Regions from separate parts of the Homo sapiens genome. Here all the other regions are linked to region 1. The links are chromatin contacts, found by Hi-C or POLR2A ChIA-PET in ENCODE. All regions are on one chromosome and are shown on one strand. The core of a region is the stretch at or near the end of the contact, and the rest is flanking DNA. Distances in the headings are between cores, read along the strand shown.

The links. Hi-C counts contacts between places; a loop is a spot of excess contacts on that map. ChIA-PET counts read pairs that join two places held with the same protein, here RNA polymerase II (POLR2A). Pooled maps may share reads with other maps.
Region 2: a map of endothelial cell of umbilical vein shows a loop between it and region 1 (9-fold over the local background). The contact joins two enhancer-like sites. A Hi-C loop is called at or near these places in 2 of 168 maps with a recorded cell type or tissue (IMR-90 and endothelial cell of umbilical vein) and 16 of 50 pooled maps. POLR2A ChIA-PET finds 5 or more read pairs at or near these places in 2 of 52 experiments (H1 and MCF 10A).
Region 3: a map of sigmoid colon shows a loop between it and region 1 (4-fold over the local background). The contact joins the promoter of LUCAT1 here to the enhancer-like site in region 1. A Hi-C loop is called at or near these places in 3 of 168 maps with a recorded cell type or tissue (endothelial cell of umbilical vein, esophagus muscularis mucosa and sigmoid colon), 1 of 37 single-sample maps with no recorded cell type and 11 of 50 pooled maps.

The regions. Positions count from the first base shown.
Region 1 is chr5:90,930,432-90,934,099 of GRCh38, forward strand. The region is part of intron 83 of ADGRV1 (adhesion G protein-coupled receptor V1); the gene reads left to right. Among named protein-coding and RNA genes, the nearest start is that of ADGRV1, 370 kb to the left of the region's middle. Within about 2 kb of position 1,705, at least 5 of the 41 ENCODE cell types and tissues checked have a DNase peak (open chromatin) inside an H3K27ac peak, as active enhancers do.
Region 2 is chr5:91,278,081-91,281,515 of GRCh38, forward strand. No RefSeq gene overlaps it. Among named protein-coding and RNA genes, the nearest start is that of LUCAT1, 35 kb to the right of the region's middle. RefSeq lists enhancers at 1,438-2,379, 2,378-2,637, 2,380-3,321. Within about 2 kb of position 2,076, at least 39 of the 41 ENCODE cell types and tissues checked have a DNase peak (open chromatin) inside an H3K27ac peak, as active enhancers do.
Region 3 is chr5:91,312,559-91,316,085 of GRCh38, forward strand. It overlaps LUCAT1 (lung cancer associated transcript 1), which reads right to left and starts at 1,844. Exons shown (of 5, transcript NR_103548.1): 1 at 1,522-1,844; 2 at 1,080-1,219; 3 at 520-671. RefSeq lists enhancers at 1,269-2,468, 1,356-2,143.

The DNA.
Region 1 (3,668 bases), core at 455-2,954:
TTCATAACGACCAAATGGTAATACTTTTATTGCCTGGGTGGTTTTGTACATGGACTTTTATAACTTGGTATTCAATGTATGAATTCTTGTCAATGAAACAGTATCATTTTGTGTCTGAGTATTTATGTGTCTTTTTTAACCAAAGAAAAAAGGACCAAATATTAGTGTTAGCCAAAATTTTAATTTTTAAATACTAGAGAGTTATTTCTAAATTTACGTGAGTCCAAATTTTCAAGCAGAAACTATAATCCTCCTTTGCTTACCTGATAATTTTTACTGCCCTAATCAACTTGGTCTTGCACTACTGTAAATAACTTACATGAGGAAATATTGTGGTTTCATGTTCGGTAACAATAATTTTACCTAGGTTTTAATGAAATATCTCTCACAATATGAGAGCCTGCATAATATAGAATATCCAATTCATTAAACACTTGCAGAGGGTCCCCTCTGGGCCATCTGGGATTACTACTGCCTAACTTTGAAGGAGAAACCTAACCAGAATATTTTAGTATGTTGCATCAGTGATAAGAAAACTTCTGAACTTGTGCCATGAGACCTCAGAGAAGGGGCCACTTTGTTCATCCCAAGGTGACTCGGAATAGATGACACCAAAGCTGAAAGATTTGTAGATTTTTTTATAGGTGAAGAGAGAGAGGAGGGAGAAGGAGGTACTTGCTGGAAGTGTGTCCTGGCAAAGCAAGCAGCACTGGTAAAAGCAGGCAGATCCGACAGAATGTCGTGTATGGATGGAGAAAGAGAATGAAACAGCAGTTTAAGATGACTGGTGGGTAATGCAAATTTGAGAAGTCATGGGGGATGAGGCTGGACTGGTAAACAAGAGCTAAGTCATCAAGGGCCAGATATCAAACAAGTTTATACAGTGAAGATTTAGGGCAAAGGGGTGATGTGGAAGGGATGAGTTTTCCAAAAAGTTAGTCACTTATCCAAGAATGTATCCAGCTCACTTAATGAAGCTAGCTCACTTATGGAGCTAGATACATTCAAATAGTTTCTATAAATCAAATTCCTTTTCTTAGTTCAGTTCTCCTAGTGATGCCCAAATTGACAAATTTCACTAGGTAAAATGTTTGCTTTTCTTGAAGTAATATAATTCTACCTGGAAGTCAGCATATTTTTAAAAATCACAAATTGTAAGAAAAAAATCATTTTGCTTATGTGCCAAATTTTATATGTGATTATGTTGAAGTATGGAAAACAGCATAATTCAACAAACATTTTATTAAAATTGACAACACAATTTCTTAAAAGAAATATTTTAATAATGGTTAATTCCTACTTGTTAGTCTATAATTACGCATGTTTCCTAATTGATGAAAAGAAATGAAATCACTCTTTCTGGACAGGCATATACTTGAAAATCCTTTACCGTATATTGGCTTAGAGAAAAATTGATGTTCCTTGCTGCTTAAATAAATTTAAGCCCCTAAAATCTGAAAACTTAATTGAATATTTAGTGGACATAAAATGAATGGTCCATAAGAGCAGAGGCACAAAGTTGAAACAGCAAAGATAAGCATGAGGGACTCTAGCTTTAGATTTTTACTTTACTCACTTTGTTTTATTTTCCTTCTCCACATAAATTGTTATAAATTTTCCACTTGCTAGAAGGGATTTCTCAAGCATTGCAGGGCAGCTTAGTTTATTTTCTTCGTGGGTAAATCTGTATGTAATCATTTTAGCAGGTGAGAGAATTCAAGGAAGTGGTAACTTGCCAGGAAATGAGTTCTCAGGGCTGTGAATGTTTTTTCATTAGTGGTATGATTTCCCAAATATCCCATTTCATTTTCGTGTAAAAGGTACTTTTCCATCTCATCACGTCTACATTGAGTTAGTTTGCCCACTAGGAGGCACTCTTTCCAAGCTCTGTTTCCCAGGGTGTCCCGCTGACTTTCCCCAATAAAAACCTGTGGGTATTTACTCATCTTTTGTGTTTTTGTTACTAAGCTAAGTTTTGTACCTTGCTTCTGTTTGCTAGTGGAAATGGCCTTTTTTGTTGTTGTTTAAAACAAACCAACAAAAACAACTTCCAAATGTTTTGGTTGGTACTTGTTTTTCAAGGTACTAGTTTGTGGAGAGATGCTTAACTTACTAGAAAAACACAATGTGTTTGATATCAAGTGTTCACTAAAAGTTCTACTATTACCTTTAAAATAGTAATATTCTCCCTGATATTTATTTTCAAATGTAAAAACATATAGATCTCTAAGTATAGCTCAGTTGTGAACAATTGAAAACATTAAGTCACCATAGAATGCATCGCTGCAAAAGACAAACAGTGATTTGTGTCAGAAAAAGCTTTCAGATTAAAAAAAATCAGAGAATATAGGCTTGTCGTGAGTTGTGTGTGTGTGTGTGTATACATACACATAGTATACACACATACATATATGTATACATGTAAAAACACACAGCAACAAGACTGTATAAAAAGGACACTTGCTCAGTGGCATGTGAAAGTCACTCTCATCACACATTGTGCTGGTCACATATTGATATGCAGGCCCCACGTATATAATTATACGTATAAAATTAGAGTTATTAGTGATCCCGGAATAATCACTCTCTGAAGACTTTTAATGAACTTCAAATTGAAAGTGGTTGGTTTACTTAAAAAGCATGATTTCTCAAATTTTTTAATCTCAGAGCTTGAGACCTGGTCCCATCAATTCATTCACTTATTGAGTGTCTGCTCTGTGTCGGGCCTTGTTCTATATTTTGTTTACGGCAATGAACATACAAACAAAATTTACTCATGGTGTTTATGTTTGGTGGTAGTGGTGGCAAGGCAGGGGTGCACACCAGAGTAGGATTAATTGCAATGACAAAGGGTAATGTTGTAAAAGGATTAAGAGTGTTAGAAGCAGAACTATTTTATATAGGGATGCCAAGGAAAATGTATCTGAGAAGATACTATTTGAGCAGAGATCTGAGGGAAATGAGGAAGAAAGCTATGCATGTAGCTGGGGGATACATTCCAGATAAAAGGGCAAAGCAAATATAGTCCTGAGGTTTATTTTAAGGGCAGTAAGTGAGTCTGGTTCTGGAATGTGAGGGGGAGTGGTGGGAGATGAAGTTAGTGAGATGTGCCAGGACCTAGTAGAATTTTTCTCCAAATGAGATAGAAAGTCACTGGCAGGGTTTGTGCAGAAGAGTTGGTTGATGAGACTAACTTTTCAGAGAATCTCTCTAACTTTTGAGTTGATTTGGTATTCAAAAACCCTCACTATTAGGCCTCTACTTGGTTCTCCCGGGAAGTTCTCTGCCCTCCAATCCTTCTGTTTTTTGTTTAGGTTCCTTCTGCCTGGAATGCCCATTTTCTTGTAGCAGGTGTGAATCTCAGTCCACACACAGAGATATGTGAGGAATATAACTATTTGTTCACAGCTGAATTGAGCCCTATTCTGCTAGGTGGTATGAACAATCTGTCAATTCTGGTCTCCTTTGGCCTTATTCTGTGGCTGCACGTAGGCCTTTGGGGACTCTTGTAACATTGAGCCATCTAGGGAGGTAGGCAAGGGGCCTGTCGCAGGCACAGCTGCCTAGACACAGACTGTAGCCTTTCTACTCCAGAAACTATTTCAGAAAAGTAGCCATGGGTTCTTACTGACCTCAGATCCCTAAACCTCTGCAGGGGTTTTGTCTGT
Region 2 (3,435 bases), core at 826-3,325, 350 kb after region 1:
AAAAATTAGCCAGGTGTGGCACACGCCTGTAGCCCCAGCTACTTGGGAGGCTGAGGTGGGAGGATCACCTGACCCTTGGGAGACTGAGGCTGCAGCAAGCAGTGATCATGCCACTGCACTTCAGCCTGGGCAGCAGGGTAAGACCATGTCAAAAAAGAAAAAAATGCCTATTTGGGGGGCTTCACTTTCAGAGATAGTGTCTTTAAGCCTGAGGGCTGGTCAAGGAATTAAGAGTTTTTCTATAACTCTTTGGGTAATTCTGACACAAAGTCAGATTGGAAAAATATTACTCTGAAATAAAGAAAATTTATAGAAACTTGATTTTATTTTATAAACAAAGTTCTAATTAAAAAAAAAAAAAAAGAGCCGGCCAGGTATGGTGGTACACCCTTGTAATCCCAGCACCTTGGGAGGCCGAGGCAGGCGGATCCCTTGAGCCCAGGAGTTCGAGACCAGCCTGGGCAACATGGTGAAACCCTGTCTCTTAAAAAAATACAAAAATTATTCAGGCATGGTGGCACACACCTGTAGCCCCAGCCCCTGGGGAGGCTGAGGTGGGACTATCACCTGATTCTGGGGAGGGTGAGGCTGAAGTGAGCCAAGATCCCACCACTTCACTTTAGCCTAGGCGAGAGAGTGAGACCATGTCTCAAAATAAGTAAATAAAAATAAAAAGGAAGAAAGAAAAAGAGCCGAGTGGTGGTGCACGCCTGTAGTCCTAACTACTGGAGAGGCTGAGGCGGAAGGGTTCCTTGAGCCCAGGAGTTCGAGGCCAGCCTGGGCAACACAGAAAGACTCTCTCTTTTTTTTTTTTTTTTTTTTTTTTTTTTTTTTTTTTTTTTTTGAGACGGAGTCTCGCTCTGTCGCCCAGGCCGGACTGCGGACTGCAGTGGCGCAATCTCGGCTCACTGCAAGCTCCGCTTCCCGGGTTCACGCCATTCTCCTGCCTCAGCCTCCCCAGTAGCTGGGACTACAGGCGCCCGCCACCGCGCCCGGCTAATTTTTTGTATTTTTAGTAGAGACGGGGTTTCACCTTGTTAGCCAGGATGGTCTCGATCTCCTGACCTCATGATCCACCCGCCTCGGCCTTCTCTCTTTAAAGAAAAAAAAAAAAAAAGAAAAGAAATTTGTCTATATAAATATACAGTTAAAGCAAACAATATAATATATAAAACCAAATTTGGAAATATTTTTTCCTTCCATCAAAACTTAAACATCAATTTTAGAACACAGTGTTCTATATCGTAAGGAGTCCTAGAGTCTACCCAGTATAATGTCTCACATCCTCGCCCTCTTGCTATAGTTGTCAAACCTAAATGTACCTAAGAATCACTGATAGGTAGTTGGTTAATACGATGGATTATTTCTAGGCCCCGACCTCAGACAGGTGCCTCCATGCCCCCACCCAGCCAGGACATTCTGAGTCTGTAATTTGAAGTGAGCTTCAAGAATCTGCATTTTTACCGCGGCGCTTTTGATGCAGGCGGTCCACGGTAAAGTTAGAGAAATGCTGCCCTGCTGCTGCGCTGCAGATTGAACTCTGGGGAAGAAGAAATGAGCACGACCGGGAGCGGTCCATCTAAACCGGTCCATTTAGATGGACAGGTTTTAGCAGTCCATCTAAATCTGTCTCAGGAGCTTTCTTTCTTTCTTTTTTTTTTTTTTTTTTTTTTTTTGAGACGGAGTCTCGCTCTGTCGCCCAGGCTGGAGTGCAGTGGCACTCACTGCAAGCTCCGCCTCCCAGGTTCACGCCATTCTCCTGCCTCAGCCTCCCGAGTAGCTGGGACTACAAGCGCCCACCACTACGCCCGGCTAATTTTTTGTATTTTTTAATAGAGGCGGTGTTTCACCGTGTTAGCCAGGACGGTCTCGATCTCCTGACCTCGTGATCCGCCCGCCTCGGCCTCCCAGAGTGATGGGATTACAGGCGTGAGCCACCGCGCCCGGCCTGTCTCAGGAACTTTCAAAGGGGAGTGGCAGACAGAAAATGAGCACGGTATCTAATCAGCAAGTAGGATTGCAAATAAGAACGCCTTTATGAAGGCCCCAGTTTTTACAGTAAGTCCCTCACTGCCCGCACACAACGATGCCAAGTTCCAACCTGATTTGCGTCACCACAGTTGTGGGTTTGCGCCAAGGTTAGTTATCAAGCGTAGTGAGAGGATAAATTCACAAAATGAGGGACAAAAATAAGACGAGAGCTGGGTACAACGGAAGTGAAACCTGGGTGGAGGTCATCTCCAAATCACAGTGGAAGGACGATGTCAGGGATTTGTCCCAACACTCTTTTGATGAAAGAATTTGATTAGTGGACTATTGCACTCTTAAAGGCAAAGAAAACAAAGCACGGCAGTGCCCCGCTCGGTCGGGATTCAAAAGCAGTGAAAGCTGCCTTGCTCTGTTTAAAGCGACAGGACTGCTCTGCTATTCAGGAAAGACTAAGGAGGCAGCGGTATCTGCGAAGTCCTGCGAGCTCCCGGCGACAGGAGTAGCGCGAGCAGCTGACGGGGGAAATCCACTGGCAGCGAGTCGGATGAGTCAGCGCTGAGTCACGCTCGGCGCTACGTGCCGGCCTGGGCGGCCGCAGCCCGGGGCCCGCAGCCGCGGAGTCAGCAGAGATCCGCCGCTTCCTGGAAGACCCTCCCTGCGCCTGAGGGAGGGGGCGGCGTCGCCTCCTCGCGCCGCCAAGGCCCCCTGCAGTCACACACTCGCCCGCACGCACGACCTCCTCGCTCCATCCTGGGGACATCCAGGATTCACCCCCGAGGGGAAGAGTCCCATGTGACAAATGGTTAGAGCTTGGGCGGATGCTTTCATCCCATGTGTTTCCTCAAAGCTGAGATTCCAGCGCTCTTGCTCTTTTCGTGTTGTTGTTAGGTTTTTAACTTTTTTTTCCCGTTTCCTGGCAGAGGATTAACACGCTGATCTTTTTATAGTTTCCAATATTTTAAATGAAGCACAAGAAGAATGGATTAATAAAACGTGTTGAAACTTAAGCATCAAATCGTCACACTGCTCTGGGTTCTAAAATGACTAGAAAGTGACTGCACTAGAAGCTTTGAATGTTGGGTAACTGGGAAGGATTAACTCGGTTCTGATGTGCCCTTTGTTAATGAAAATCAAATCTTTGCTATTTGTCCAACCACCCTTATAATAACTAAATTTGTCTAAAGACTGGAGACATGTGTGGTAATAATTAGATATGGAGTCACCAAAGAACAGGGTAGCCATGCCTTTGTGTTTTCTGTGCCTTAACTAACATTCTGTTGTCCTAATGTGCAAATGATACATTGTTGGTTTTAAAAAATATTATGGCAATGTTTATATCCATGCTGAGAGTTAATAGCAGGTATTGTGTCATGAAGTGCAGCTAGTCAGTGAGATAGTCCTGATACAGGTGGGGTAATTATTATTTAGGGACAATTTGCGGCTGTT
Region 3 (3,527 bases), core at 594-3,093, 380 kb after region 1:
TTTTATTCTTCAATATTAACAGTTCTGGGAATGTAAATGTATTTAACTATATTTTCCTCTGATGAACTAGATTTTAGTATATAATTTGTGGCTTCCTTCCATACCAATTTGTTCATATTGATAGCATGCTTCAGAACAAAGCTTCAGAGCTCAGGCTATACATCCTATAACACTCTTGGAAGACCAGTAACCAGACTGGAACCAGAAATCTTATTGCCATGTTAATATGTCATTTTCCTTCTGTGAAATATTCCAATAATGTAAAGAATGCAAGATTCAAAGTCACATAGACCCATGTACACGTTCAATCTACACCAAAGTTTGTGGAGCTGTGTGACCTTCAATAAGTCTCTTAACCTCTCTGAGCCATAATTTCCTCAGTCTGAAAAATGGGATGCTAACATAAGGCCAACATTACAGTGAGAACTAAATAAAACTTTTACATAGTGTCTAGGACAGCTCCTAGCTCATATTTAGTGTTTAAAATAAGCCTCTGATCTTTCTCTTTATTTACAATACCTTTTCATTGGGAGATGAGGACAGCATTTGGACACAACTGTACAGGCACGCTAAGTCTCATCCTTCCAAAGACGTCAGTCACATTCAGCCCCTTTAGCAGTTTCATCAACAGCATGTATAGCACATGTGATAGCAAACAGCAAGTTGGATTCCTTAATAAAGCAGTAAAGAAGGTCAGCCAGGATGTAGGCTTTAAAGCCAAGGCCAGCTCTTCTGGGCAGGACAGTTGTGGCTGATGTATGACAGCCAAATGTAATGAGAGTCCTCATTTGACATATTGAAGCGAGCACCTCAAGGATGGGCAGGGAAAAGAACCATCAGCAGTACTCACCACCAGAGCAGCAGTGAGTGCCCAGGTCAAACTGGACAAGGGCTGGCAGACAGGTGGAAATGTGAGTACATCGTTAGATTTGAAAAGGCCTTTGGCAGGGCACAGTGGCTCACGCCTGTAATCCCAGCATTTTGGAAGGCCAAGGCGGGTGAATCATGAGGTCAGGAGAACGAGACCATCCTGGCTAACACGGTGAAACCCCGTCTCTACTAAAAATGCAAAAAATTACCTGGGTGTGGTGGCGGGCGCCTGTAGTCCCAGCTACTCAGGAGGCTGAGGCAGGAGAATGGCGTGAACCCGGGAGGTGGAGCTTGCAGTGAACCGAGATCGCGCGCCACTGCACTCCAGCCTGGGCGACAGAGCGAAACTCTGTCTCAAAAAAAAAAAAAGAAAAGAAAAGCCCTTTTAAAATGTCCATCCTCCCATAACCCTTTGAAGCCTCCCACGTCCCCCCAGTTCCTCCCAAATGGCATATAAAAAGGGTGATGGCTTTTAGACAAAGGCAGTAGTACTCCCCAAACAGTTAAGGTCCAGAACATCATCTTGTATATACCTGTCTTAGAGCTATCACGTTGTGTACTGGAGTTTCCTGATTACATGACAGACTCCTCTGCTAGACAAACTCCTGAAGACAAGGAGGGGTTCTTATTCATCCTTTAGCCAAACCTTACCTGTAGCTCAGCATGTAGCCCATGGTAGATGCTGAACCAATTTTGTTAACGTGAGAGAAATACAAGAAAGCCAAGTCAGAAATACCATTGTTGCTGTTAGAAAACTTCAAAGAGGAATTTGTGGTCTCTGGTGCCAAGGTCCCATAAGAGTTCCAGCTGGGTGAGCTTCTTGTGAGGAAAGGAGCCAGAAGTCAGAACACATAGTGTGACAATATGAGAGAAAAGAGGATGAAAGCTGTTCTTAAATTGCACCTGTCTAAGGCAATCCGAGCTTGACACATGGTTTCTGGAGGTCTGGGCATTGTCTGAGTGGAGTGTTGATTGTATGTCTCCTGGAGCCTTCTGTTTAAATAACTGCCAGAGCAGGATGACTCAGCAGCCGGAGGATGAGATGCTCTTGATCTGCCGTCCTCTTTAAGTGACAAATCACATTGCCCTGGGTGTCTGTGGCAATCTCTGATATGACACACTCCTTCCTGCCAGCCCATCAACCAGGGTGGCAAGTCACAGTTACTAATCTGGAGACGGCTGAAAATTGCTGACAGGCAAGATCCCATGCTCCAAGTGTAGAGAATCATCTTTAAAATGAACTCTTGTCAATCTTGTCAATAGATTTTCTTTTTTTTTTTTCTTTTTTGAGATGGAGTCTCACTCTGTAGCCAGGCTGGAGTACAGTGGTGTGATCTTGGCTCACCGCAACCTCCACCTCCCGGGTTCAAGTGATGCTCCTGCCTCAGCCTCCCCTGGTAGCTGGGACTACAGGCGCATGCCACCACACCCAGCTAATTTTTGCATTTTTAGTAGAGACGGGGTTTCACCATGTTGCCCAGGCTGCTCCGGAACTCCTGACCTTAGGTGATCCGCCCACCTCAGCCTCCCAAAGTGCTGGGATTACAGGCGTGAGCTACCACGCCCAGCCTAGATTTTGTTACTGAGACTGAGTCTCACTCTGTTGCCCAGGCTGGAGTGCAATGGTGTGATCTTGGCTCAGTGCAACCTCTGCCTCCTGGGTTCAAGCAATTCTCTTGCTTCAGCTTCCTGAGTACCGGGGATTACAGACGCCTGCCACCACACCTGGCTATTTGTATTTTTAGTAGAAACGAAGTTTCGCCATGTTGGCCAGGCTGATCTCAAACTGCTGACCTCAAGTGATCCGCTCGCCTCGGCCTTCCAAAGTGCTGGGATTCTAGGCATGAGCCACGGCACTCAGCCTTGTTTCTGAAATGTAGAGACTGATTTTACATTTCTAGTCTGTCTCCATATCAAAGACTCCCTATTGTCTTCAGGATAAAGTCGAAATTCAATATCCTGACCATTAGGGTCCTATAGGAACTTATCTATACCTACCTTCCTAGCATAATAGAATCTTAACTTGTTTTGCTTTTTTTTCTACTTGATATCGGCTTACTTCTGTTTGTTTCTTTGTTTTTGTCCCTGGCAGATAAATGGTGACAGGACAAAGCTTTAAGAACGTGGCCTAGAGGCCAGGTGTGGTGGCTCACTCCTATAATCCCGGTACTTTGGGAGGCCGGAGCATGCAGATCACTTGAGATCAGGAGTTGGAGACCAGTCTGACCTAACATGGTGAAACCCTGTCTCTACAAAAAATCCAAAAAATCCAGATGTGTTGGTGCACTCCTATAATCCCAGCTACTCGGAGGCTGAGGCAGTAGAATCGCTTGAACCTGGGAGATGGAGGTTGCAGAGAGCCCAGATCACCCCACTGCACTCTAGCCTGGGTGATGGAGCGAGACTCCTTCTGAAAGGAGAAGAAGGGGAAGGGGAAGAGGAAAAAGGGGAAGGAGAAGAAGGGGAAAGGGAAGGGGGAAAAAAAGAAAAGAGAAAAGTGGCCTAGGAGGAAATCCTACCTAGTAGCTATTTCCTGAAAATTGCAGAAGTTACCATTATTAAAATTTAGTAGGCTGGGTATGGTGGCTCACACCTATAATCCTAGCACTTTGGGAGGCCGAGGTGGGAGGATCTCTTGAGCTCAGGAGTTTAAGACC